Linked DNA regions of Homo sapiens: region 1 is linked to region 2. The links are chromatin loops, found by intact Hi-C in ENCODE. Cell type or tissue: IMR-90. All regions are shown on one strand. Links, peaks and the distances in the headings refer to the core of each region. The heading gives the core; the rest is flanking DNA.

Region 1 (5,379 bases), core at 132-5,131, 150 kb after region 2:
TTAAACCTAGTGTGGGACATGGCAAACTGGTGTTGACAAGTACAAGTTTTGTTTTGTTCTGTTGTTTATTTTGGTTAAACAAACACTATGGAGCACTTCCAAGTACTCTGAGTTGTAACTTCTCATTGTGTTAAGATACATGAAGCAGAGTTGGAAGATGCCTACTGAGAGCTTTTTTTTACCTTTTCTTCTTTTTCTTTTTTCTTTTTTTTTTTTTTGTCACCATGGCTGGAGTGCAATGCCGCAATCTCAGCTCACTGCAACCTCTGCCTTCCGGGTTGAAGCGATTCTCCTGCCTCAGCCTCCTGAGTAGCTGGGATTACAGGCACACGCACCACCACGCCCAGCTAATTTTTGTATTTTTAGTAGAGATGGGGTTTCACCATGTTGGTCAGGCTGGTCTCGAACTCCTGACCTTGTGATCTGCCTGCCTGGGCTTCCCAAAGTGCTGGGATTACAGACGTGAGCCACCATGCCTGGCTTACTGAGAGCTTTATATGTGTGAAGGTGCTTGTGATTTCTGTTTACCTTTGCCCCCTCAAATACAATTATACCTTCTAAGTTGTTGACTGATGCCACTTCCACCGCTCCTAAATGTCCAATCAAAACTGCCCCAGTATGAGGCAAATGACTGGGTTGTTCCTTGGTTTCCACATTTCCTGTCTCATCTCTGTTAGAACCTTACAGCTGTTAAAATTATTTATTTCTATAGTAGAAGTTATTAGACTAGTAGTATTCCCATTTGAACTGGCAGGGTTTTGTCTTAGCGTTAAGAAATAGATTTGTACATTTCCCCCATTTATGATGTTTAATGCCTTTAACTTCTCTCTGCTACTGCCTTTTTTGTTTTGTTTTGTTTTGTTTTGTTTGTGCGTGTGTGTGTTTGAGACAGGGTCTCACTCTGTCACCCAGATTGGAGTGCAGTGGCACCATCATGGCTCACTGCAGCCGTGAACTCTCGGGCTCGAGCAATCCTCCTACCTCAGCCTCCCAAGTAGCTGAGACTACTGGCATGTGCCACCACACTCAGCTAATTACATTTATTATTTATTTATTTATTTATTTATTTATTTTTGTAGATATGAGGCTTCCCTATTTTGCCCAGGCTAGTCTCAAACTCCTAGGCTCAAGTGATCTGCCTCCCTCGGCCTCCCAAAATGCTGGGATTACAGACGTGAGAAGAAAAAAAAGAATATAATCAGCTACTAATAGTAAAATAGAAATGTTGAAGACAGTGTCTTGCCTCTAATTGGTATTTGTTTTTTAATAGAGTCAAAGGAAAGAGTCTCTACTGGCAAAAATGTAACTCTCAGCCAGCTAGAGATAGTTACCCCTCTATCTCTGCTGGTACCCCAGTTATCCTTTCTACAAACGAAATTGCCTTATGGGTTCTTATACTGAGCATAGATGCAACAACAAAAAAGTCAATATTATTGACTCTCATCCATTTGCCAAGCACCGTGCTAAGTGCTTTCACATACATTTTCTCATTTAATGGATCTTTTGCTTACTTACTGTAGGGGGTAGAAGTGAGATTGTGCCTTTGTGTTGCTCCGTCCTCTACCTAAAGGGTTTACCTCTGTGTAAACCCTTTACTGGTAGCAAGGGAACTCAATCTGAAGCAAAATCCATTTTTTTTCTCATCTCGTCCAGGTTCACCGTGAAAAGTTGGTTGGTTTCTCATTTCTGGAGAAGAGATGTGTTGCTGATTTAGGAAAAAGTGGATGGAACAGGGATGAAGGCTGAATGCTGTTTAATACCACACTATGTACCCACATGGGTGGGCACCTGCCTCTGCTGAGAGGTCTCTCTTGTCCTGGCTTCTTTCCCAGATAATCTATTATATTCTCTGGGAACAAGAATCCATATACATTCAAGTCTTCCTTTGATTTACTTACTTATCTATGAACACTGGTCACTTACCACTTTCCTCACCTTCTCCCACCCCAAGAAACCCTCTCCTGGAGAAACATAACTGGTCTTTTCCATTCCTGAGATTACCTGCCATTTTCTCCTCTTACAATGATTCCAAATCTTGGACTCCACTAAGGAAAACATAGCCTGAGTGAAGTTACACAACCAGTGAGAAAGGAATCTTCCCTGGGCAATGAGATGAGGGCTGACTCACGATCTCAGCTCTTAGGAATGGCTCTCCAGCTGCTGACAGAGGCCACATGGGTTCAGCCATGAGGTCATTAAGGATCTCCCTGGTGACTAACAAAATTGGGGCAGCCAGGGATAGCCAGAGCTGAGCTGGGGCAACTGACCCATTTGTTGAAGTGCCCTCCAGGATGGAGGCCAGCAGTCCAAGTTGCAATGCCTTGGCAATGTAGCACTCACAGCTGGTGCAATCTGGAGGATGATTGGCACCCAACAAAAGAAGTCTCTGGTAAAGGATGTACTTATAATCACTGTGTGGAGACATGTTTATTCCAGATGCCCATTCTTCATTCTTTCACTTATACAACAGACATTTGACCTTGCTAGGCACTGAGCTGGAGGCTGGTATATTCCTTGTTCTCAAGGAACTGACAGTTTAGCAGAGAGGCACAATGGGGACAAGCACAGGAAGCATTAGGAGAATTCAGAAGAGCACTTACCTCAAATTGGAGAGTCAGGAGCGCTCTCCCAAGAATGCATGGAAGGCTTATACAGAAAGGGAGGAGAAAGGGCCCTCCAGGTAGAGTGGCAGCAGTGCCCAGCCACAGAGACTAGAGAGAACACGTAGCTCCTTGGGGATGCAAAGGGGGTTGTTGTGGCTGACATCAGAATATGCAGGGGAAGGGGCAGGAGATGCTGCTGGAGAGGGGAGCATGGCTCAGATTATAAGTGTCCTCTTGCCCGTCATGCTGGCAGGTCAGAATTCTATCTGGAAGGGTCAGGAACCACTAACTGACTTTCTGTCAGGGAAGGAGAGGGGCAGGTCTGCCTTTTGAGGACGTTTTCTCAGTGGTTTAATGTGAAGATTGGATGCAAAGAAAGCAAGCATGAAGTACGAGGACCACTTTGTAGAATCATGCAGTAATTGAAGAAGGAAATAATGTGGGCCCAGCCTATAGCAGAGACCACGGGGAAGCAGAAAAAGAAGACTGGGAGAGATATAAAGGAGTTGCCCCAACTGACCATGGCGATCAGCCACAGGCGAGTCCTGAAGAGCTCAGAGGGGCTTCAGCTTTGGTGGCTGGGGGGAGATGATGGGAGGAGAAGGCTTGCTGGAAGGAGATGATGAGTGCAGGCTGAAGCGGGAACCCAGGGAAGAGACCCTTCCATCGGCCTGAATATTAGTGGAGGAAGGTCAAGGCAACTCAGTGGAGTTGGGGACTCCCCCGGTGTCCCCTAAAGGAGGCTTGGTGACAATTCCAGATCCCACTAGCTAGAGAGGAAGAGGCTCCTAACACATGGCCTGGCTTGTTAAGACTGAATCTTGCAGGACCGAGGCTGCAGATGAGAGGTCTCTAGTACCTGCAGCCAAGCAGGGCCTGACAAGCTGTTTCCATGGAGATGTGGTGTACGCAGGAGGGAGTGAGTAGGAGGGCTGATCCATTCCAGAGCCTTGGGTCACAAGGCTGTGGTGGGCTAACAGATAAACAGGAAAAAGACATAGTCAATCAGAAAAGGATGTTCAAAACAATTTGCAGTTAATTGGGGGTTGTATCGTCATAATTCTAGATTAAGTCTAACAATTGAGAAGGATTGGGGTAAGCCACTTAATGATCCTGCTAGTTATTTTAGGTACGACTTGATGAGGGCACAGGGAAGCAGATGCCGACTCAGGCTAACTCCAAATGTACGTACACCATCTTAAGTCCTTCTACATCCCTGGACTCCAAGTTGCTGCATATCACTCCCAAGTGTGAGTAAAGTAACAGGTTTCTGGAGAAACAGGTATAGATATGGGAAGTTAATTTTTTTTTTTGTTTGCCATGCTAATAGCAGTAATACACAGAAAACCTGCAGAGCTCTTCAGAAAACTCAGATGCTGGTGAAGCCTCAGATCAGATGTTGTTATTAAGCAATTTGAAGACTGTTCTGGACAGACAGCCAGCAGCAATGGGGCCCAGATGTGTGTGTGTGTGTGTGTGTGTGTGTGTGTGTACCATTTTGACCATCTTAAAGTGTATAATTCAGTGGCATTAAGTATATTCGCAATCTTGTGTAACCACCATCACCATTATCTATTTCCAAAGCTTTACCATCTTCCGAAACAAAAACTCTATAATCATTAAGCAAGAAATCCCCTTTGAGCACCAAAGATATTAAACGACCTTATTGTGCTGCAACAACACTGCCTACCGGGCAGGGTGATGTTTTGGTTGCTGCACATAAGAAAGCTGGGTTGGCTTTGGCCGGTTGCTCTCAATTCACACATAGGGGTTTTTGGCCAAAGTCCTCATCTTATACATGAGCTTATTAGACCTAGTCTTTGGGAAGTGACTGACTTTAACCATTGTAATGACTGTTGGGACTTGCTGACCTCCATCTCCAAGGTATTCAAATGGCTGATGGCGGTACTTATTAAGATCAGTAAAAATGAAGTCAGGACCATAAGGCCCTCATAAAGATTCTGCTGGAGGCAAACTTTGCTCCAAAGTTAGTTGGGCATAATTGTAAAGTGAATTGTCTAGGAAGCAACATTTTCTTTTTTTTTTTTTTGAGATAAGGTCTTACTCAAGTCTTGCCCAGATTGGAGTGCAATGGTGTGAACAAGACTCACTCCAGCCTTGTCCTCCTGGGCTCAAGCGATCCTCCCACCTTAGCCTCCCAAGTAGCCGGGACTACAGGCACATGCCACCATGCCCAAGAAATTCTTGTATTTTTTGTAGAGATGTTTGTAGAGATGTTTTGCCATGTTTTCCAGGTTGGTCTTGAACTCCTGGGCTCAAGCAGTCCACCTATCTCACCCTCTCAAAGTGCTGGGACTACAGGCATGAGTCACCACTCCCAGCCCCAACTTCATTTTAGGCAACCAAAAACAACAGTGCCTAGGGAAGATGAGGCATAATTCTGGTTTAAAATGGTAGACCATGACCAGAAGATCAGAACCTGAAATCCCAAATGTCCTATTCCCCTTTTTTCACAAATTATATATAGGCCAAGTTTCAGTCTGGAGTTCACAAACTCAAAGCAGCAATAGCCCAAAAGCCCGGACAGATACCTCACAGATGCATGGTGTCCACCACGAAGAACAGTAGGGGGAAAAACAATGGACTTGATTTAATGAAAATTGCTCCACTATAAACACAATGTAAACCACATGCATTGTTTTGGGGATCATAGTGAAAGGACTTTTTTCTTTTCTTTTTTTTTTTTTTTTTGAGATGGAGTCTTGCTCCATCACCCAGGCTGGAGTGCAATGGCATGATCTCGGCTCACTGCAAC
Region 2 (5,379 bases), core at 80-5,079:
TTTGTCAATGTCCTGCCACACTAGAGGTAATATCTTCAGTCCTTTTTTCAGACTCCATTAACATACACAATTACCAAACAAACTTGGATTTTACAACCCAAACTTTCTAACATAGTTCAGCGCATGATTTTATTTTATTTTATTTCCTCTGAAGAAGTTATCATGGGCCAGGTGCCATGGCTCACGCCTGTAATCCCAGCACTTCGGGAGGCCGAGGTAGGGAGATCACCTGAGGCCAGGAGTTCGAGACCAGCCTGACCAACGTGGTGAAATCCCATCTCTACTAAAAATACAAAAATTAGCCGGGCGTGGTGGCGCACACCTGTAATCCCAGCTACTAGGGAGGCTGAAGCAGGAGAATCTCTTGAACCTGGGAGGCAGAGGCTGCAATGAGCTGAGATCGTGCCACTGCCCTCCAGCCTAGGCAACAGAGCGAGACTCCAACTCAAAAAAAAAAAAAAGAAGTTATCATGGATGACTGCACAATGCAATAGAAACAACTACTTCCATTTGATGTATACTTCCAACTCTCTCTGTATGACCTGAGCACCAAATCTTCTTGTGACTTTATTTTTCAATCTGTCATCAAATAAGTGTAACAATTCCTGCTACATATCTTACCAGAAAGAAATCAGAGTCACAGAGCTAACAATAGTACCCCTGGAGAGACTGCGTTCCTTGGAAGAACTATAAAGCCACTGGTGTAGTTACTCGTTACTTCTCTTCTCAGCTCCATGTTACAGCCTCTGAAGCTAAACTGGAAGGCTTAAGTTAGTTGAACATTCATTCATTCATTCAAAACATATTTATGAGCACTGATAGGTGTCAAGTAGCATATTAGGCCTTGGAGATCAATGGTCAGCAAGACAAGCACAGTTCCTTCCCCTCACAATGCATCTCAGAAAAGTACTGATTCAACTCATAGGACTTTCATTTAGTGTATACACCAAGGGCTCACATCCATTTGTAAATAATTACTCATAATCATAATTACTAATAATCACTCTACTCTGCTCCTGAAAAAGGAAGACCACACGCACTACATGAAAAGCCACAGAACACACGAATGCTCCATAATATGAAGGCCCCACATAGGCCAAAAATATCACCCACTAAGCACCTTATAATCTATGAACGGGAAGCATGGTGTTAAGCCCTAGAAGATGACTGCAGACTTTTAAAGGCAGAATACCTTAGCCTAAATGATGACCTGTCAATTACAGGACATATCTTCTGTGACTGCAGACTTTTAAAGGCAGAATACCTTAGCCTAAATGATGACCTGTCAATTACAGACATATCTTCTGTAACTGTGCCATCCAATACAGTAGCCATTAGCAGCTATTTACATTTATCAATTAGAAATTCAATTCTGGCTAGGCGCAGTGGCTCACACCTGTAATCCCAGCACTTTGGGAGGCCGAGGCGGGCAGATTGCTTGAGCCCAGGAGTTCAAAACCAGCCTGGGCAACATGGCGAAATCCCACCCCTACTAAAAACACAAAAATAGCCAGGCATGGTGGCAGGCCCCTGTAATCCCAGCTACTCGGGAGGGCTAAGGTGGGAGGATCGCTTCAGCCTGGGAAGCAGAGGTTGCAGTGGGCCAAGATTGCACCACTGCACTCCAGCCTTGGTGACAGAACAACACCGTCTCAAAAAAAAAAAAAAAAGAAAGAAAGAAAAGAAAAGAAATTCAGTTCGTCAGTCACACTTAATGTGCTCAATAGCCACAAGTGGCTAGTGGCTACCACACTGGATAACACAAATTTATAAATCATTTCCATCCTCTCCAAAAGCTCTATGGGACAGTGCTGCTCTACAAATACCTCTGTAATACTCAATCTGAAAATTACAGCAATGAAATGTGATGAAGCACCTGTGCTCTGTTATGGCACATCAAAGCATGTCCACTGGTAATGTAGTACTAGTTCTTCCTTCCCAAGTAAATCGAAAAACAAAAACAACCTTGGGCATCTCCTCCAGCATATATTAGTAACCAAGAAAGTTCACACCGTCCAATCGGCCAGTGAAGGATGAAATTCGCAAACAAGTGAAAAACTGATATTTTGCCCCTTCCTATTTCTTTGATAATGTGTTACTATTATTGTGTATTTTCTGTGTAAGTTTTGTCTTGGGGTGCTTTCAGCTGTGTTTTTAGCCTGGTAGCAAGCAGCAGAGAAGGAGGTGAGGACAGTTCAGAATGAAGATGAGTGATTCAGGAAAACACCGACACAGATAATGCAACTTAAATGGAAGTAAATGTAATTGCGACCAATGCAATAAACTTAAGTGCTTACTGTGTGCCAGTGATGTGCAGATAAACAAGTCACCATTCTCACCTTTGAGGTGCCCAATATGTAACAAATACAATGAGATATGCTGTGATATAATGCAATAAGACAAGCATATATATAATGCAGAGATGACGCAGGGAGGGTATTTTTTAAATGGTTTCTGAGGAGAAATCAGGGAACATTTCCTGAAGGAGGTATCCAAGAAGCAGAAGAGCAAACTAAGCAAAGCCATGCGCAGGAATCCCAAGTGGTTTGGCAATGCTGGTGAAAAATGTGTTTCGTGGTAAGGAGGATGGGGGTGGACAATGGGAGGAGGGAGATGGGGCTAGAGAGCTATTTCCACACCAGACCACAGATACTCACGTTCCAGTCAGGTTTGCCTGAGTAGGTCTATAAGCCTTCCTCATCAAAACTGCAAGTAATATGAAAACCAATCCCTAAAGTATGCTAAATAATATACCCATGCCTGCCATAGAGGTAACAATATTTGACAGCAATCAACAGGAATATAAAGTTCTTTGTGACACGGTACCTCTTAATAATACATACTGGTCACAAATACACTGTAGCTAGTATCATTTGTTTTCAGGGAGAAACCTCTGTTTACTATGAGTTTTCTTTGGAATCTCTGTACAGAAAATACTAATGAAATGGACTACTCCCACATCTAAACGTCCCACCAACAGTTTATCTGACCAGGAGACAAATCAAACAAATTAAGGGGAGAAAAGAGATGTAACGGCAAAGTTTCTCTACTCCAGACTAGTTGTTTTTTTTTTTCTCCAAAATGCTAATGGCAGAACTTCTGCTACTCTGTACTGTACCGCACCTCTGGGTACATCCAGCTGTGACCACACCACAACTGTATCGCATCCAGCAACCTAAAGTACTCTTGTGGTTGCTCATGTAAATACTTGGAAAATATCTGCCTCTTCCGGACTCTCCCCTTCACATTATAGAAATGCTCAAGTCTCAAAAACAAAACAAGAAACTTCCAGAGAACCTATTCACTTCAAATTACGGAGATCCCCTCTCTCCTTGATCCACAATAAACTTCTGGAAAAGGTCGCCTACAGGCCTTAAAGAATCACCACGATTTTCCTCCCCTATACAAGCAAAGCTTTTCAGACAAAAATCTTAACAGTAGAAATGTACCCACATAAACAAGCTGGCCCTCAGGCAAACATTACTACTATTCACACAAACATGGGGCCCTTAGGCAAAGGTACATTTTCCACGAGGCATATGTGACTGTTGAAAGTAGGGGTTTTGAACTCGACCTCCCTAGGTCCTAGTCACAGTAGTCCTCCCTGATTAACTCCGAGCTTCCACTCCTCCTCCAACTATAAAATAGGGGTAACAGTACTTCTACGAGTAGATCCATGTTTGGGGAGCCGCAGTATCTGACACAGAGACCCCACTGAGTGACAGATGAATACGTGTTAGCTATTTTAGCTATTTTTACTATTTTGTCCCTAAATAGATGTGATTTCACAAGTAGCTATTCCATCAAGCTGGTTACTTCTATAAATTCTCACTGCACCAAAATCACTTATGGGGAAGAGGGGGTTAAAAATACACTGTCCAGGCCCTATGTGGATGTGGGTCCAATTGGTCTGGGATTGGGCTGGCGTTAGAATCCTTCTTAAAGCACTCCAGTTGGTTATTACACGCAGCCGGCCTTCAGGAGCACACAGAAGTGTCTACCCGTCCACCGGGATGTACACACCACCTGTAAGGTCCGAGTTCTGAGCCGAGCAGCGCAGGCAGGTCCTCTCTCCTGGACTAGGCTCCCCGAAGCGCTGCGACGACAAACCTAGCACTGCTCGCCGAGAAGCGCCAAGCCCCTCAGCCAGCGCCGGGGCACCCGCGCGGCAGGGCTCCATCGGGGGCCACACGCCCCCTCGCGCGCCCTCCGCGGGCGCAGGCCCCTCCGGCCCGTGTCACCGCGCCCTCGCCTCCCGCGCCCCGGCCCCCTCCCGCCCACGGCACGTGACTCGACACGCGCCAGCTGCACGCGGGCTCCATCAAAACAAAAACAGAGGAGGCCGGCCGGGCGGCGGCGGGCGCGCGCGGGGGCGGCAGAGAGCGGGCGCGCCCCCGCTGCCCGGCGCCGCGACCGCGCCTCCACCGCCCCGGGCACCGCCGGCCGCGCGCCCCGGCAGGCCGGGGGCGGGAGGGCAGAGGGCACCACCCTGTTTACCGCCACGGCCCCGCCCCGCCAGCGCCCGCTCCCGGAAACGGTCTCCCGGGAGAGGGCCGGCGAGTGCGCACCCACCCGCGGCGGGGAACGCCGGCCCTGCGTGGGAGGCGCCCGGCTCCGGCGGCCCGCCGCCCCCGGCTGCTGCGTGTCACCCCCGTCACGACTCTGCTACGCACTTCGCCCCCAGCTTTCAGCTCCGGCGCTTCCGCAGACCCCTCACGTGGCTGCCGCCTCCCTGCCATGGCACTCCCCGGCGACCGGGGCTGCGGCCCCTAGCGCTGCGAGGGATCCCGAGCCTGTGCCCACCCCACCTTGGACGTCACCCTCCTCGGACCACCCAACCCACACCTTCCGCCTAGGGCGGGGCGAGGGGAGGACGGCTACGAGCTGTCAGGAGCCTCCAGCTTTCCCCGTGACGAAGCTCACCCTCGCCCTGATGTCGCCACTCACCCAGCAGCGGGCTGCGAGCTGGAGCAGACGTTAACACCGAGGGAGGACTGAAGGGAACGTCTTGATTTTTCTCCTTAATTTGCCACAGACACAGGGAAAAAAAAAAAAAAACAAAAACAGCAGACGCAGCTCTACCTTTGCGCTGGCTTTAAAGCTTTTAAGCTCCCCACGTCATCCTACCCCATGCAACAGACTTACCGAATAGCAATGCCCACCCCACACACCTGCTAGGTAACTCGCCTTCTGGAAATCGGGGGCCCCACCCACCCCGCCTTCTGGAAACCTGCGCCTGGGGTGGGGTTGAAGAGACACTGTCTGGTATCCTAAAGTCAGAGGGCGTGAGGAGACCGGCGCCCTTCGCCCCACCCAGGCGCGCTGCACCCTCCGGTCCCCGTCTCTAGAGTGCACCAAGGCATCCTGCGTCCCTGCCGG

What was found. Peaks named below come from ENCODE experiments on the same cell type or tissue, not always from the same donor. Only the 100,000 strongest peaks of a DNase experiment are listed, where the experiment ranks them.
Region 1: it touches region 2 in a loop (3-fold over the local background); 30 of 110 quality-filtered maps call a loop at or near these places.

Annotation. Positions count from the first base shown.
Region 1 is chr7:131,247,032-131,252,410 of GRCh38, forward strand. It overlaps a transcript of MKLN1 not described here. Among named protein-coding and RNA genes, the nearest start is that of MKLN1-AS, 78 kb to the right of the region's middle. In IMR-90, for the core only: a CTCF peak has its summit at 2,433; DNase peaks (open chromatin) are centred at 2,140 and 3,520; H3K27ac peaks cover 695 bases.
Region 2 is chr7:131,101,598-131,106,976 of GRCh38, forward strand. The region is part of intron 2 of LINC-PINT (long intergenic non-protein coding RNA, p53 induced transcript); the gene reads right to left. Among named protein-coding and RNA genes, the nearest start is that of LINC-PINT, 5.6 kb to the right of the region's middle. RefSeq lists an enhancer at 3,055-3,104 and silencers at 4,119-4,218, 4,369-4,838. In IMR-90, for the core only: a CTCF peak has its summit at 2,613; DNase peaks (open chromatin) are centred at 2,594 and 4,814; H3K4me3 peaks cover 1,121 bases; H3K27ac peaks cover 522 bases.